2 separate regions of the Homo sapiens genome follow, and region 1 is linked to region 2. The links are chromatin loops, found by intact Hi-C in ENCODE. Cell type or tissue: endothelial cell of umbilical vein. All regions are shown on one strand. Links, peaks and the distances in the headings refer to the core of each region. The heading gives the core; the rest is flanking DNA.

What was found. Hi-C counts contacts between places; a loop is a spot of excess contacts. Peaks named below come from ENCODE experiments on the same cell type or tissue, not always from the same donor. Only the 100,000 strongest peaks of a DNase experiment are listed, where the experiment ranks them.
Region 1: it touches region 2 in a loop (4-fold over the local background); 2 of 110 quality-filtered maps call a loop at or near these places.

Annotation. Positions count from the first base shown.
Region 1 is chr15:69,473,512-69,479,261 of GRCh38, reverse strand. No RefSeq gene overlaps it. Among named protein-coding and RNA genes, the nearest start is that of LINC02896, 14 kb to the right of the region's middle. In endothelial cell of umbilical vein, for the core only: a CTCF peak has its summit at 3,317 (motif pointing left); DNase peaks (open chromatin) are centred at 3,301 and 4,751.
Region 2 is chr15:70,648,138-70,653,887 of GRCh38, reverse strand. LOC107984791 (a long non-coding RNA gene) reads left to right here and starts at 913. Exons shown (of 3, transcript XR_001751595.2): 1 at 913-3,355. In endothelial cell of umbilical vein, for the core only: no CTCF peak of the experiment used is centred there; a DNase peak (open chromatin) is centred at 3,117; H3K27ac peaks cover 733 bases.

The DNA of each region.
Region 1 (5,750 bases), core at 902-4,901, 1.2 Mb after region 2:
GGGGACGCACTCGCAGGATGCTGAAGCTGGACTGAGAGGGATCCCAACACTTATCTCTTGCAGCTCCTCTGGATCTAAGTGAAGAAATCGAGGCCCAGAGAGGGCAAGGGACTTATTCCAGGCAACACAGGCCTCAGCAAATTCATAGCAGAGCAGGGACCACACTGCCCTCCTCCTCCCCACTGACCTCCAGCAAACCTGTTGGCCCAAATGGGATTCTTAGGCATCTGGAGACAAGCAAGTCTGTCAGGGCGTGGGCAGTTTCCTTGGCAGAAAGAGACTCAGATACTCCAGTGTCCCAGAAAGTGAGCCCCACTGAAGAACCAAAGCAGGTGTCCACAGCAGCACAGGGGCTCTAGACACTGAAGGGCAGGGGCCTCGCCTCTTTGGGACTACCCTGCAAATCACATGACCCTTAATAGCAACACTGGCTGCCCTTCATTGAGTGCTCATAGATGCCAGACACTATGCTAAGAAATTTACACGCATCATTGCCTTGATCCTCCTGAGAGCCCCATGAAACAGGTGTTAATTTTTGTTCAATGAGGCCACTGAGGCTCCAAGAGGTTAAGTACCTGCCCGGGGTCACGTAACTAGAAAGTGCTGAGCGGATTTTCAATTACAAATCCACAAACTCCAAAGCCAGTGCTTGCAATGACCATACTGATCCTGATTTCGGGAGGTCCCTCTAGCTCTCAGCTCTCAGGTTCAAGTTTCCTCAGTAGGTGAGTGGGCTGGGATGCTGCTGCCTGTCTATTTCAGGCTGAGCTCCGCTCCTAAGCACTCAAAGCCCGGGGTCTGTTTCCCCAGGGAAGCTGCGTCTCTCTGCCGAGGGCGTAGCGCCCCCTGCTGCTCACTCCCACGCTCTTCTGCAAGAGCCTTTAATGCTGCAGGGCCACCTGTTACAAGAGACCCTTGGGGGTCCTCGAATGAGACCCCCACTTTCCCACTAACACCTTTATCCTCTTGAAAGCCCTCTTGGTTTTCAGGCAAAACAGAGAGGAAAATAAATGTTTATTTCTGGCCTTCTAGGTCTATGCCTAGGGGACCCCAAAAAACCCACATCTTTTTATCCTTCCATCACAAAACCGGCAAAGAGGAACTCTGGACTTTGTATCAGATACTAACTGTCAGATACTTCATATCGGGAAAAACTCCTGTTCTCCGTGGTCCTGCAGACTTGTGCAACTGAGTCTCTCATGTGCAAAATGGAGACAAAAGTGCCTACCTTTCTTCTGGGAAGAAAAAATGAGATAGTGTATGTTTAGGGCCCTGCATTTGGTAGGTACTTAATAATCAAGCTCTTCTTCCTGAGCCGCAGTGTTCTCTTCTGCTGAATTTTTTTTTTTTTTTTTTTTTTTTTAGATGGAGTCTCGCTCTGTCGCCCAGGCTGGAGTGCAGTGGCACAATCTTGGCTCACTGAAACCTCTGCCTCCCGAGTTCAAATGATTCTTCTGCCTCAGCCTCCCAAGTAGCTGGGACTACAGGCGTGTGCCACCACGCCTGGCTAATTTTTTTGTATTTTTAGTAGAGACAGGGTTTCACCATATTGGGCAGGCTGGTCTAGAACTCCTGACCTCAAGTAATCCACGTGCCTCGGCCTCCCAAAGTGCTCAGATTACGGGTATGAGCCACCACGCCTGGCCTGACTTTTATTTATTTATTTTTTATTATTATTATTATATATTTTTTTGAGACAGAGCCTCACTCTACCACCCAGGCTGGAGTGCAGTGGTGCGATCTGGACTCACTGCAATCTCTGCCTCCCACGTTCAAGCAAGTCTCGTGCTTCAGCCTCCCAAGTAGCTGGGATTATAGGTGCCCGCCAATATGCCCAGCTAATTTTTGTATTTTTAGTACAGATGGGGTTTCACCATGTTGGGCAGGCTGGTCTGAAACACCTTACCTCAAGTGATCCGCCCACCTCGGCCTCCCAAAGTGCTGGGATTATTGGGCACTTGCTCAATGCGGGTACCTGGCCTTCACCTGCATTACTTCACTCATATCACAGTAATATGCAAGATAGAACAGGGAAACCAAGGGCTGGGTGCCCAGAGGAGTCAAACAACTTGCCCAAAGCCACACAGCTGGCCAGAGGTGGAGCCAGAATTCCAACCCAGGCAGGCTGGCTCCCGGTGCCAGGCTTGCAACCCTCACAGTGTCTTCTGGCAGCAAGATGGCTAGGACAATGCCTTGTACACTATGGAACGTGCAGAGTCTGTGCAGGGCTGGGGTGACATGCAGGAGGAAGAAATTAGACAAATTAGGAATTAATCATTGAAAAAACGAGGCTACAGTGAGGAGGCTCTTAGGACTTGGGATCATCTCGGCAGACTTCCTGGAGGAGGTGAGGACTGAGCCAAATCTCACTATGTCAAAGGGTCCAACAGTCAGAGTGACTGGCGGAACTGGCTGCCCTCAGGAAAAGTGCCTATCAAAGAAGAGTGACATTTCTCAACCTCACAGGAGCTGAGAGAAAGCAAGACAGGATGAGACTGTCAAAAATAATGAACACATTGCTTGGGCAGGTGTCTGTACAGGCCAGGCACAGTATTAAGTGCTCTATAAGAATTATCTCCTGCCGGGCGCAGTGGCTCACACCCAGCACTTTGGGATGCCGAGGCGGGCAGATCACCTGAGGTCAGGACTTTGAGACCAGCCTGACCAACATGGTGAAACCCCGTCTCTTCTAAAAATACAAAAAAAGTAGCCAGGCATGGTGGCATGCACCTGTAATCCCAGCTACTTGGGAGGCTGAGGTGGGAGAATCACTTGAACCTGAGAGGCGGAGGTTGCTGTGAGCCAAGAATGCACCATTGCACTCCAGCCTGGGCAACAAGAGTGAAACTCCATCTCAAAAAAAAAAAAAAAAAAAAAAGAATTATCCTTTAATCCCCCAATACCCTTGTAGGGCAGCTACCATTAACATGCCCCCTTTACACTTGAAGAAGCTGGGCTTGGGGGTGACTCCAAAGCCTTTCCTACGTCTCACAGCAACTAGAGAAGGAGCCAGGATTCGAACCCAGAAAGCCCAACTCAGGCCTCTGCTATACACTCAAGCCACGCAGCTACACCTCCTGGGAGAAGAGCCCCTGGCAGGGGTCACGTTTTGTGTCATCTCCATGTAGACAGCTCTCCTGGACACTCTCCCTGGTGGCTTTGCCCTGGACTGAGGCAAAACAGGAAGAAGGAGAAAGCCTCTCTTTCTCCTTGTGTCCCCAGCATCCAGAAGGTGCCAAATGGAGGATGCTTGAAGAATGAAGGAACCGGTCCTGCAGGGAAAGATGGATTACCCGTGTATCTGCCGCCCCCTCCTGCCCCAAAGGAGAACTGCAAGGCTCACCTCCCTTTCACCCCACTGGAAAGCGGGTGGAGGCAGGACTTCCCAAGCCCTCTCTGAAGAAGGACCAGGTTGCCACTGGTCTTTTGTTCCTGTTTATAATTTTTTATTATTAATTGCATACATTTATGTGGTCTTATGTGATGTTTGATATATGTATACAATGTGGAATGATAAAGTCTAGCTAATTTTAACAAATCCATCATCTCGCTTACCATTTTTGTGGTAAGAACATTTGAAATGTACACTGTTAGCAATTTTGAAATATACAATACATTATTATTAAGGATAGTCACCATGCTGTGCAATAGACCTCAAAAAAGGTATTCCTTCTGTCTAACTGAAACTTTTACCCTTTGACCAACATCTCTCCCCATTTCCCCACCCAGGGCATCCTCCCACCTAAGCCTCCTGAGTAGCGTGTACCACCACACCTGACTATTTTTTGTATTTTTTTGTAGAGATAGGATTCCACCATGTTGCCCAGGCTGGTCTCATACTCCTGGCTTCAAGCGATCCTCTCCTCTTGGCCTGCCAAAGTGCCAGGATTACAGGCTTGGGCCACTGCACCCTGCCAAAAGTCTCTATGTTTACTCTTACATTCTCAGCAGGTACTTACTGTACCTGTCTCCATATAGACAAGTAACAATATTTTGAGAGCCAATGCAGTCCACAGACTATGCTGTGAGAAGCACGGGTCCAAAGAGGACAAATGACAGGCCAGAGGCCACCCAGCCAGCACGAGGAATCCATTTCCTCATGCACTACCTCAGCAGACAGCCAGGACTCCTCTGCCGTTTTGAGACTCAGGTCCCACTGCTGACTCAGGGTGCAGCTCTAGATCTGCAGCTGGAACTGAGGGGTAGCTCAGGACAAGGACAGAGCCCCAGGGACAGTGGCTCAAAGTCGGCCCCTGAGCTCAGCCCTCCCCATCTGTGAGAAACAGGCAGAGAGCAGAAAGGTGGATGCTGTCTCAGTCAAGGAGTCAAGACGGCCTCTGGAAATGCAGGCTGGGAGGGAGGGATGGGATCTGAACCTGACATGGGGCTGCGGATGGTGGCACCCTGGGTGGCTTTTTGTTTTGTTTTATTTATAGACAGGGTCTTGCTCTGTCACCCAGGCTAGAGTGCAGTGGTGCAAACACAGCTCACTGCAGTCTTGACCTCCTAGGCGCAAGCGTTCCTCCCGCCTTGATCTTCCGAATTGCTGGGACTACAGGTGTGTGCCACTGTGCCCAGTCAAGCACCCTGAGTTTGAGAGCAAAATTGTCTATGATGACTTCCCTAAATTTATATCCTTGTCTTAGGGCTCAAGACAATTCTGGGGCTCTCACGAGGAGTGGGGATTCCTGCTGATATCACATCTTCTCAGGAGGCTGAATCACAACTTCCTTTGGAGACAGTCATTAAAAAACAATCCTCCTTCATAGCTGAGCTTTCCTCTCCGTCTCACGCCTAGGTCGGTGCTTCCTGCACTGCCTCCACGGGTCTCCCCACCTCCCTCCCTCAGGCACTTTTCCACTTTTCCAGGAGCTGGAGGGTATTTCTTCAACAAAAACCCACTGTGTCACTCCCTCCTTGAGGCATGAGGATAAAGAACATTCTAGAGAGGCCAGGCATGGTGGCTCACACCTGTAATTTCAGCACTTTGGGAGACTGAGGTGGGCGGATCACTCGACCTCAGGAGTTCGAGACCAGTCTGGTCAACATGGCGAAACTCCATCTCTACCGAAACTACAAAAATTAGCCAGGCATGGGGGCATGAGCCTGTAATCTCAGCTACTTGGGAGGCTGAGGTACCAGAATGACTTGAACTCAGGAGGCAGAGGCAGAGGATGCAGTGAGCCGAGATCACGCCACTGTACTCCAGCCTGGGTGAAAGAATGAGACTTCGTCTCAAAAAAAAATAGAAAGAACGTTCTAGAAGAATGTCCCATCACTACAGTAGCCACTAGTCCATGTAGCCATTGAGCACTTGAAGTGTGGCTACTGCCACATGTTGAAATGACAATATTTTGGATATATTGAGTTAAATAAAATACATTATTAAAATTGAGCCAGGTGGGCTAGGCACAGTGGCTCAAGGCTGGGTGCGGTGGCTCACACCTGTAATCCCAGCACTTTGGGAGGCCAAGGTGGGCGGATCACAAGGTCAGGAGTTTGAGACCAGCCTGACCAACATGGTGAAACCCTGTCTCTACTAAAAAAAATACAAAAATTAGCCGGGCATGGTTGGTGGCGTATGCCTGTAATTCCAGCTACTTAGGAGGCTGAGGCAGGAGAATCGCTTGAACCCAGGAGGTGGAGGTTGCAGTGAGCCGAGGTAGCGCCACTGCACTCCAGCCTGGGTGACAGAGCGAGACTCCATCTCAAAAAAAAAAAAAAAAAATTGAGCCAGGTGCCTGAAATCC
Region 2 (5,750 bases), core at 629-4,628:
GTTCAGAGGGAGGATAAAAAGCACTGGAGAAGTAAAGGCAGAATTTGCACCATAAAATAGATTGTGCACAAAATACGAAATGAAAATTAGTATAGACATTTCAACTGTCATTTCATTCAGTGTTGTTCCCCGCTAAACTGGAAACTGAACCTGAGACTGTTGCTGGAAATTCAGTTCTTTCCCGTGTTTTGATCTTAGCTATTTGAAACAGGACTCTTTAGACCAGCCTCTCCAGGTAAATATTAACCTGCTTCTTAGCATGGTTTCTGATTATTACTGAATATATTGACCTTTGGGCTCAAGTGAGTAATGAATGTACAGATTTTTTTTTTTTTTTTTTTTTTTTTAAAGATCAAGCTGTATCAGCGATGGCATTCCAACAAGACTCCCTGGGCAGTGAGGGTGCTTGTGTTCAGTGTAATTGGGCATGTGACATCACTTATATATTAGAGGCATTTTCATTATTTATGCCTGCATGAACAAACATTGATGATGAATTAATTCAACCAAAAAGAGAAGGTTACAAAAATGTCATATGTAAATGAAAAAGAGCAAGACTGGTGAGGGTTGCTTCTCCAGTTCATATATATATATATATTTCAGTCTAATTTATATGTATATATATTCCATTCAGTAAAATAATGGAAGAGACATCAATAAAAACAATGCCCCTTATAATTGATATTTGGCATCAAATTGTACTTAATAGGCCTTTTTTTTTTTTTTTTTTTTTTTTTTTTTTTTTTTGAGGAGTTTCACTCTTGTTGCGTAGGCTGGCGCAGTTCGGACTCGTCTCACCGCAACCTCCGCCTCCGGGGTTCAAGTGATTCTCCTGCCTCAGCCTCCCGAGTAGCTGGGATTACAGGCATGCACCACCATGCCTGGCTAATTTTGTATTTTTAGTAGAGATGGGGGTTTCACTATCTTGGTCAGGCTGGTTTTGTACTCCTGACCTCAGGTGATCCACCCACCTCAGCCTCCCAGAGTGCTGAGATTACAGGCATCAGTCACCACGCCCGGCCTGACTTATATTTTAAGCAAGTTCGCAGTTTTTTTCGAGATAGCAGTCCTGGGAATATTCTGAATTCTGGAAAGAGTTTAGAGAGGTTATTGCCTTCTTAATAATTTAGAGCGTCTATTGCTCTGCCAAGTCAGAAGATTAACATTTAATAGAAAAAAATTATATATCTATAATTCAGTCACAGCTATTAGATCAGATGGATTTTGCATTAAGTGAAAAAGATGTTGAGCATTTAAGGACCATTAAACTACAGGACTCTATTGGGTTTTAAGGCCTCGAAGCCAGGGTCCTGCTGCGAAGAGTATTTATTTTACATATACAGAACCCATTAAGGATGGGAAAGGGGCACACATTTTAAAAGAAAATAGGCCATGAAAAAGTGTGATTTTCCACATTGTGAACAGCTACCAAACAGATTCAGTCTTACAATAATTAGTTTTATGCATCATTAAGTAGCTTGCTTACTGGCTAGAAGAATATGGTGAATCCCACTTTAAAAGTGGTACCTGCAGGAAATCCAAGTAGGTACATGTCCTTTGTTGATATTTCACTTAGAGAAACTGTGTTTCTAGTAGTTTCCAGGATTCTTAAGGTTGCTATATATTGTTAGGAATTTAAGTTTGGAAATGCCTTCTTCAGTGGTCCTTAAGGACCATGAAAACAAAGACCCAGAGAGGAATTCTAGTGTTTACTTTTTCTAGCAATGCTCAAATTATCAATGAGAGAGTGGAATTTGACCCTTGAGAAGAATCACTTGCCTATTGGAAGAAAGTCTGCACCATTCTCTTTATTAAGTGCTTATCACAATGCCATTGTTGGAAGTAACCAATATCTTAATGTAAGTTTTTCTTACTATTTACACCATGCCTCCTGCCCCATTCCTACCTCCAAAAAGGGGAAGAGTTCTAGGAGTATAAAAGCAAATAGACTCAGGGAGGATGTGAGAATGGAGTTAATATAATTTGTAACTTTTTCCCCCTACAATGTCCAAACAAATTTGGTGATTTTCTTTCTTGCTATTCTAGGCTTTTTTAAATTGCCTCTGACTAAAGTGGCACCTTATGGGCTGCTTCAGAAATTTTCTTCAGGATTTAAAAATGAAGCCGATTCATATTCAGAGTCTTCCTGCTGAAAATCTGTTAAGCCAAAATAAAAATGACTGCTACTTAAATTTTTTTTCCTCTTTGTTGTTGCTGCAAACATTGTCTCAGTTACAGGAGTTGCAAGATCTCATTTATGCTTTGTACAAATGGAGAGACGAACCATCCCAGGACTACCAATACAAGTCCTAAGGATTAAAGTGTATCTGCCTCAATCAGATAAATGTGAGCTGCACTACTGAGTGTGGAGGCTTTTTTTTTAAGTGAATTGTTCCAGTTGGCCTTAATCCCTAAGCAATATAGCTCCTTTAAAACCATCTTTATTCATTCACACCAATTGACACTTAAAATCCCCCAGCCACTGTTCATCTAAGTCTAAATATAGCTGTTAGAGTCAAATGTGTCTTAAGAGGATTTTCAATCTGATTATCCAAAATACTATTTATTGTCAATGTTTTTGGTGTGCCATGGCCAATCTTATTATTATAATGTCCATAGCATTTAACGGCGGCAGAGCCTAAAATATATCACAGCAATTGGGATAACCTGAAGGAGGGCTTTTCTCCAGCTCCGCGCTGTCGTTCTGGCACAGCTTGTTGTGTGGTTATGAACATCAGAAAGAATTCCTTAATAAGCTCTTGCTCTCCTTCCAGACCCTTTTGGGCAATCTCGCCCTCCATGTTCTCTAAGTAGAGAGCAGTTACCAGGACAACAGAGAATTTGAGGAAGATTTAATTGTGATTTGATGTCTAACCAGAATAAGGAGCTAGTGCCTTGAATTTATATTCTAGGTTTCCAAGCAAATGTCAATATGCATATTTATTATTTTTGCCCTTCCTCATTATAAAAAGGATTTTAAGATGGCTGACTTTTTTTTTCTTAATATGGGAGAGGAGAATGGGGATGATAAATACTAAAAGGATAGGAAAAACAAGCAGCAGCTTGTTATGCAGGAAATATGCCATTTAACATTGTAATATCCTGCTTTTCTGGGGCTGACCTCAGTTTGACTCTCAACTTCCTAGTGGCCAATGTAATGATGAAAACATCACATATGTGAGGCACGGTGTCAGGCAGAACACAGTTATTCCTGGTTCTGAAATTGGCGTGGTGTTCTCCATGGGGCCAGCACATCAATTGGTATACATCTCAAGCTGGAGTACGCAGTGCCTCAGGGCACATGCCGTGGGATAAAAATGGCACATTTCCTAAAGTGCTTCCATCGGACTTAATGGTAAGAAAGCTATTTTTAGTAACATTTTTATTTTGGAATAATTTGTAGTCCATGAGATGACTGACCCAGGGTAATAGTCCACATTTTGAGTCCATAAGGAAAAATCCGTGTTTTTTTTTTTTTCTTGCCTTATTCTTGGGTCACAGATGTTTCAAACAAATTTCTTAAGTAGATATCTGTATCTGTTGTTTTTGGTTGGTTGGTTGGTTTTTTGCCTGCCTTTTATTTATTTTTCATTTTCTGTGTCACTCCCTTCTGGCCTTCTATGCACATGACAAAAATTCTTTGCCTGGCCAAACTTTAGTCAAGCTATTCAACCTTCTCCTAGGCCCATCTGTGCACTTCCTTGTACAACCCAGTTTTAGCAAAGAACCCTACCAAGTCAGTTTAGCAAGAGCCCTCACCCTTGATAGCTGATCACTCTTGACATCTGATCCGATTCCTCATACTCCACCTTCCACAGGTGATGTCTGATCACCCCATCTGTCTTCAGTAAGAATCCTGTGGGTTAGTTTAGCCTTACTCCTGATGTTGTCTTGTAGAAATTTCCCATCCAGTGACCACCCCTCCAACCATGCTCCTTGGCTATAAATGTCCACTTGCCCATGCTATATTCAGAGTCAATCCCAGTCTCTCTCCACTTTTGCAAACTCTGTTGCAGTGGTCCCTATCCTAACACGATGGTCCTGAATAAAACCTTCTTAATGTGCTTTCACAAATGTCACTGAATAATTTTTTCATTAACATGCTCACCATACCGTAAGTCCCCCATTTTTGTACCCTCTTACCTAGGCCCTAAGTGCATGTGCTCTTGTTTTCTTTCCTCTCGCTCACTTCCTTCAAAGATAGGAATTGGTATAGCTTTGAGGCAGGAATTAAAAATCAGTGTGACTAAATTAATTCACACTGGCTGTAAGTTATTGATAACCCACTGTACACTATTTTTGAAAAGCATGTTTAACCCCCAATAATGTATTAATTGGCAGATAATCTTAGGAAAAACAATAAAATGAAGGGAAATGATTCATATTTTAGGGGGAGAGGAAGATGATTTTCAACAAGTAGAGGCATCATCTCTACCTGAATTATGCTCAACCCCTTCACAGTTCTCCCTGAACTGTTACTGCTTTCCTTAGAGTGCTCCATTTCTCTGTATTTTTATAAACATCTTTTTCTAAAAGTGTAGTGTGTAGTGGACGTTTACTGTTCTCTTGACCACGCAGCATACGAACCACCTTTCTACCTCTTGGGAATTCTCTGCCTTATGAGTCTTGATAAGATGTGGAGACATCTGCTCACTATAGAGGCTGAAAATGCCAAACGATTGCTTTTCCCTGACAGAGGTGGTATTGGGGTGCAGGCACATGACCCAGGCCAGCACTTTCTGCCAAATGTGCCCTCAACTTTGACTAGGGGACTAAGCAACGGTAAGAGGCAAGGGTGATATTCGTCTTTCTGGCAGCAACGACAGTTGGGGTTACTGCACGATCAGGTTCCTAGTGCAGAGATGGAGGTGGTCAAAAGATGAACATCTCATGCTTGGTGGAACAGCTGTTTTCTCACCGATAGGCTTTGGAGTATAATTTGGAAACTTGTTTCTGTCTGCTCAGGCCTAAGCCTGATTTTCTACCTTCTCTATAGATAGCCAGTACATTTTAAATAAATCCCTGCCTGCTTAAAACAGCCAGATTGATTTCTATTGCTTATAATTAAGAACCTGGGCTGATAAATTTTCCTTCTAATTTCCAAAGCATAGTCAATTTAGAAAATTTCAGAAAATACAGATAGGAAAAAGGCAAAAATAATTCACTCCAAGCCTACAGATAATCACTGTTTGTGCTTTGATGTTATCTTTTCCAATATGTTGGATGCATCTATTCCAAGGAAGAGTTTTCTGAGGAAGAATAATGGGGCATTGGCTGGGCGTGGTGGCTCATGCCTGTAATCCCAGCACTTTGGGATGCCAAGGTGGGTGGATCACCTGAGGTCAGGAGTTCGAGACCAGCCTGGCCAACATGGTGAAACCTTGTCTGTACTAAAAATACAAAAATTAGCCAAGTATGGTGGCACACACCTGTAATCCCAGCTACTTGAGAGGCTGAGGCAGGAGAATCGCTTGAACCTGGGAGTGGAGGTTGCAGTGAGCTGAGGTTGCGCCACTGCACTCCAGCCTGGGCGACAGAGCGAGACTCTGTCTCAAAAAATAATAATGGAGCAGAATTTTGGGGCCACTTCCATCTTTGTCCAGGGCATCAAATAAATAGGCTTCCAATCCTTGTTTTAAGAGTCTGGGCTTAAGAGTGCTTAATTGAATTGGACTATGTGGGCAAGAGAGGAAGAATGATGGCTTTTAACCTTTGTAGCTAATTTAAGAATTACCTGTAAAACAATGTTA